2 separate regions of the Homo sapiens genome follow, and region 2 is linked to region 1. A link is a contact called in ENCODE Hi-C or POLR2A ChIA-PET data. All regions are on one chromosome and are shown on one strand. Each heading gives the region's core, a stretch centred on a gene start or an enhancer-like site at or near the end of the contact. The rest is flanking DNA. Distances are from core to core; before and after follow the strand shown.

Region 1 (2,700 bases), core at 100-2,599:
TAGGGTAAGCTTGTACCAGACACAAGGCTTAACCAGGTCATGAAGAGGTCTGCTAGGAACATGGGGGGCCATATCATTCTCCACTCTAGCCTCTGGCAGCTCCAAAAGGAGCTGTATATATGCACATGTGCACCTGCGTGTACACTGATCACCTGGGGAGCTTTTTCACCGCATGGACATCCAGCTCCCCACAGGGGACCTGAGAATGGGAGCGATGTTGGAGGCGACTCTATATTTTCAAAAAGTGCTTCCAAGCGTTCTGATGTAACTCTGCTGCCTGGTTTGAGACTGTTTCCTTGGGACAGACTCCTGTGTCAAGTGGCCAGGATGGAGGACACCTGATCCTGTCTCCCTCTAAGCGGTAACTTGTAAAGCAACTAAGAGTCAAGCAGTTAAGCAGTTAAGAAACCATATCTAAGTGGACTTGGCCGGGGCGGGGGGGGTTTCGTCACAGAGGGACCCAACTTCGAGTAGCCCATTACACCCACTGGTTTAACAATAGAGCTGCACTGAGACCACCACCCCGCCCCCACCTTCAGCTCTATAAGGTTGGTGGAGGCTGGCGCTCTCTACCCATCCTTGATGCTTTCAACAGTTTTATCCTCTGCACTATTTGGGAGGCACAAAGCTGGAATCCACCAGAACAGTCATTCTGTCTCTATTTGAGATCCTGATGTCCCAGGAGTTACTTTGGGCTATTTCTCACACTGGTGAGGGCATGCTTGTCCCTAGAAGCTCTAGCCCTTGGCCACTCATCCTGGCAGGAGTTGGACTTTTACTCGTTTTCCCCACTCCCTCGAGGTCTCGCACCTCTCACCTATTCTTGCCGGGAGCAGGTACTCTAAGGGTCCATTCGGGCCTGTGCCACGCTAAGCTTTACAAACAGCAAGGCCGCTGCCCGCCGACGGATGGCGAACTTGGCCACTATGGAAGAGAGGACCCCCGGCCGCCAGGCCCGATTTCGGCCCGCGCCCCTAGCTCTGCCATCCCAGGAGTCAAGGGCGCTGCGGACCGCCCGCCCCCGCCGATGCCCTCACCGTTCACCAAGCTTCCGTCGCCTTCCCCAGGCCCGCCGGGGGCCATCCCTGACTCGGCCTCGGCGGCTTCCTTGGTGTGGTCGGGGTGGGCGCAGCTTGAAGAGAAGCCGCGCGAGCGACCCTGTCGCCCAGCAGCGCGGGGACCCAGCGGCTGCAGGCGCGGAGAGATGCCGGCGGCCAGCGCCATGAGTCTCCTAGCGGCCGCCATCGTGCTCCCGCCGACCCCGAGGCCTGTGCGCGGCAGGGACCGGGCGAAGAGAACGGGAGCGGCCGGCCCGAGCGCCGCGCGCCCCCTGCGGGCCGGGCGGACCCGAAGCCCAAGCCTAGGCGAGGGCATCAGCAGCCCGTCCTCGCTCACCACAGCCCTGGGCCTTCAGTAGGCGGGCTCGGCGCTGCCCAGGGCTAGGACCCTGCAGAGCTCACTCTCCAGCAAATCTAAACCAGCAGTCGTGTGGATGGAAGGCAGGAAGATGGAATGAGGCTGTTGGGGGGAAAATAATGCTAGGCCTTAGCTCAATGTCATCTAAGGAAGCGAAGTTAGTTCCCTCTAGGTCCTACCAATTGTTCCTAACTACCTCTCACGTGCCTCTGGCAAATTGGCAGCCCCATCTTATTTAACGGCTTACAAAGTAAACCTGGTGAAGATCTGGAGCCAGGGCCAGGCGCCGTGGCTCATGCCTGCAATCCCAACACTTTGGGAGGTTGAGGCGGATGGATCCCCTGAGCCCAGGATTTTGAGACCAGTCTGGGCAGCATAGTGAAACCCCAACTCTATTAAAAGTTTAAAAAACGAAAAAGAAAATCTGGAGCCAGGCCAAGGAAGACCTCTTCAGGAAACAGATTTAATCCCCAGGGCTGGAGGGGAAGGTGAAAACACCCAGCTTTGGAAACTGCCAAGAATTGAGCTGGTCCAGCGTAAAGTCCAGCAGTGAAAGTGCTGTTCCTCGCCAGGCGCAGTGGCTCACGCCTGTAATCCCAGCACTTTCGGAAGCCGAGGCAGGCAGATCACCTGAGGTCAGGAGTTCGAGACCAGCCTGGCCAACATGGTGAAACCCCATCTCTACTAAAAATACAAAAATTAGCCGGGCATAGTGTCGCGCGCCTGTAATCCCAGCTACTCGGGAGGCTGAGGCAGGAGAATCGCTTGAACCCAGGAGGCGGAGGTTGCAGTAAGCCAAGATCATGCCACTGCACTTCAGCCTGGGTGACAGAGCAAGGCTCCATCTCAAAAAAAAAAAAAAAAAAAAAAAAGGAAAAGAAAATGGTATCTGAAAGCTGAAGGAGACAACAGTCTAGACAGAAAGGCCCCACCTGGACAGCAGGACCCAAGCCCTTTGTGGCACTTGAGGAAGCCCTCAGGATAGCACTCTTTTCTGACAGCCATTTGGCATAAGGCTGAAATGCCATGATTTCTTAGTTGCCTCTAAAGAAGCCAAAATGAAGAGCTATACACAAAGCAACACTGGCCATGAGTTGTTAATTGTTGAAGCTGGGTGACAGGTACTTGCAGGTTCATTATACTATTTTTTCTAGTTTACAACACATGTGTTGAACAGATGTTTAGATTTTTATGTTAAAAAAAAATCAGCCAGGCGCAGTGGCTCATGCCTGTAATCCCAGCACTCTGGGAGGCTGAGGCAGGCGGATCATGAGGTCAGGGTAT
Region 2 (2,700 bases), core at 94-2,593, 420 kb before region 1:
AGACTGTTCCTGTTGTTACATCCAAAGTCATTTGGGGCCGGGTGTGGTAGCTCCCACCTGTAATCCCAACACTTTGGGAGGCCGAGGCAGGTGGATCATCTGGGGTCAGGAGTTCAAGACCGGCCTGGCCAACATGATGAAACCCCGCCTCTACTAAAAATACAAAAAAATAGCCGGGCGTGGTGGCGTGTCCCTGTAATTCCAGCCGCTTGGTAGGCTGAGGCAGGAGAATCGCTGGAACCTGGGAGAAAGAGGTTGCAGTGAGCAGAGATCGCCCACTGCACTCCAGCCTGGGCTACAGAGCAAGACTCTGTCTCCAAAAAAAAAGTCTTTTGGGCCGGGTGGGGTGGCTAACACCTGTAATCCCAACATTGTGGGAGGCCAAGGTGGGTGGATTGCTTGAGGCCAGGAGTTCGAGACCAGCCTGGCAAATATGGCGAAATCCCCTCTCTACTAAAAATACAACAGCCGGGGTGGTGAGGCGCCGCCTGTAATCCCAGCTACTCCGGAAGCTGAGGCACGAGAATCACTTGAGCCTGGGAAAGCGGAGGCTGCAGTGAGCCTAGATCCCGCCACTGCACTCCGGACCGACTCAAAAAATATAAAAATATAATATACTCCGGGCGCGGTGGCTCACGCCTGTAATCCCAGCACTTTGGGAGGCCGAGGTGGGCGGATCACGAGGTCTGGAGTTCAAAACCAGCCTGGCCAACATGGTGAAATCCCCGTCTCTACTAAAAATACAAAAATTAGCCAGGCGTGGTGGAGGGCGCCTGTAATCCCAGCTGCTCGGCAGGCTGAGGCAGAGAACTGCTTGAACCCGGGAGACGGAGATTGCAGTGAACGGAGATCGCGCCACTGCACTCCAGCCTGGGCGACAGAGCGAGACTCCGTCTCAAAATAAATATGATATAATATAATAATACAAAATGCTGTTCTTCAGTTGCACTCCACACATCTCAAATGCTCAGCAGCCATTTATGGCCAATGACTGCCGGAGTGCACAAGTGCAGGATGCCCGGTGAAGAGTCGTGGAGTGAGCACCGTGGAGACTGTACGGGACACCTAGGGAGGAACCTGGCCCCCCAGGGGAGTAAGAGCCGCTGTAGGGGTAGTCAGCGCCTCACACAGCTCGCACCCCACGCGCATCCCTGGTGGATACGGCCGACGCCTGCGCGGCGCCTGCGGCTGGAGCACCGAATGGGGGAGGCGATCTCGCGGCCCCGACTCACCTTCCGCAGTCCAGCCCAGTAGCTGCTCCCGCGGGGCCCACATCTGCGCGCGCACGCACGCACGAAGCAAACGAGGTAGCAGCACCGTGTGTGAAACGGATTAGAATGCGCACCGCGGGCCACTGGCGGCGCCAGAAGAAAGAAGCAGGACTGGGTGAAGTGCGTCACCGCGCGGCGCGCAGCCTGCCGGGAAGCGTAGTTCTCGGGGCGAAATGCGGCTTGTGCAGGGCGAGAGAAAATGCTGAGGCGCACTTTGACCTTCTAGGTCCCCCTCGGCCGCAATATTTGGGGTTGTGCTTACCACAGGTACCCATAAGCAAAATATAGTGTTGTTTTCCATGGTTGTAAACATTATATAAATACACTTACAATGCCTGCTACTAGCTCTTTTGCGCAGTTCTATAATGACACGTGTTGACCTGTTCATTGTGTGTTCACTGCTGTGTGGTATCTAATGTAGAAATACACCAGGACTCCAATTGGACAGACTCATGCGCATCCATGGAGAGCTTCTCAAGGACAGTGGTTCGCAAACTTGTTGTTGTTAAAATCCTTTTACACTCTTAAAAATTACTGAGGACCCCAAAGAGCTTTTGAAACCGCCTTTGCAAAATTATACCTAAGGAAATTATGATGTTATAGGAGTTATTAAGAAATTATTTTAAGCAGATAGAGAAGGAAAGGGGTCCTTGGGAAGTTTTTGTTTCTTTTAAAGCAGCTCCAGAAAGGTTTCTTGTCTAGCAGGAAAGCCTGGGCTCCTAGAGCAGGATGGCAAGCTTTGATATGGAAATACAGGCCATTAGAAACTGGACGCACCCAAACATGGCGATTCCCGCCGTCCTTTTCTTTGCCCTGACATGTGCCTGGCAACATGGCCACCCCCCACATATTCCCACGTGTGTAGAACTTCATGGAGCCCTACATTTGCATATTAAAAAGCTAGGGTGGGAGGGCCAGGTTTTTGGCTGCCACATAAATGACACATCTGATCAAACTAATCCCCTGAGCCCTATGGAAACCAGACACCGCCTCCTCCAGCATCCTCAGATAAGCAGCCACTTTTCCGCACACGGCGCTTTCTCTTTGTTGGAATCCCCGCTCCCTCTGTCTCTGTATGGGGGAGCTGTTTTCGTCTTCCTTCCTTCTTTCTTGCCTATTAAACTTTTCGCTCCTTAAAACCACTCCACGTGTGTCTGTGTTATTAAGCCTATCAGAGACCAAGGACCCTGGTGTTCCTCCAGTCATCAGAGCCTTATCAATGACAGTAAAAGATATCAGATCTAACCCACCTCATCTTCCTTTCAACCTCTAAACTGTCTTTGTCCACTTCTGGGCATAGGCCAAAGTAGCCTTGGGAAGGAATTCAGTTTATAGCTTAAATAATAGCCCTTCCCAAGGGCTAAACTGTTCTTGTAAAATGAATGAAAGGCCACCAGCCACCAAATTAGGATGAGAAGGGCTGGAATTC

What was found. A loop is a pair of places that touch in the nucleus more often than their neighbours do. ChIA-PET counts read pairs that join two places held with the same protein, here RNA polymerase II (POLR2A). Pooled maps may share reads with other maps.
Region 2: a loop to region 1 is called in a pooled map, with 8 times the contacts of the local background. The contact joins the promoter of ZNF589 here to the enhancer-like site in region 1. A Hi-C loop is called at or near these places in 9 of 50 pooled maps. POLR2A ChIA-PET finds 5 or more read pairs at or near these places in 2 of 52 experiments (CD8-positive, alpha-beta memory T cell and activated T-cell).

The regions. Positions count from the first base shown.
Region 1 is chr3:47,823,585-47,826,284 of GRCh38, reverse strand. All of the region lies in intron 4 of DHX30 (DExH-box helicase 30), which reads right to left. Among named protein-coding and RNA genes, the nearest start is that of DHX30, 22 kb to the right of the region's middle. RefSeq lists a silencer at 1,190-1,479. Within about 2 kb of position 1,349, at least 29 of the 41 ENCODE cell types and tissues checked have a DNase peak (open chromatin) inside an H3K27ac peak, as active enhancers do.
Region 2 is chr3:48,239,747-48,242,446 of GRCh38, reverse strand. It overlaps ZNF589 (zinc finger protein 589), which reads right to left and starts at 1,343. Exons shown (of 4, transcript NM_016089.3): 1 at 1,233-1,343. The coding sequence starts at 1,275. RefSeq lists enhancers at 1,174-1,468, 659-1,576, 1,894-2,188.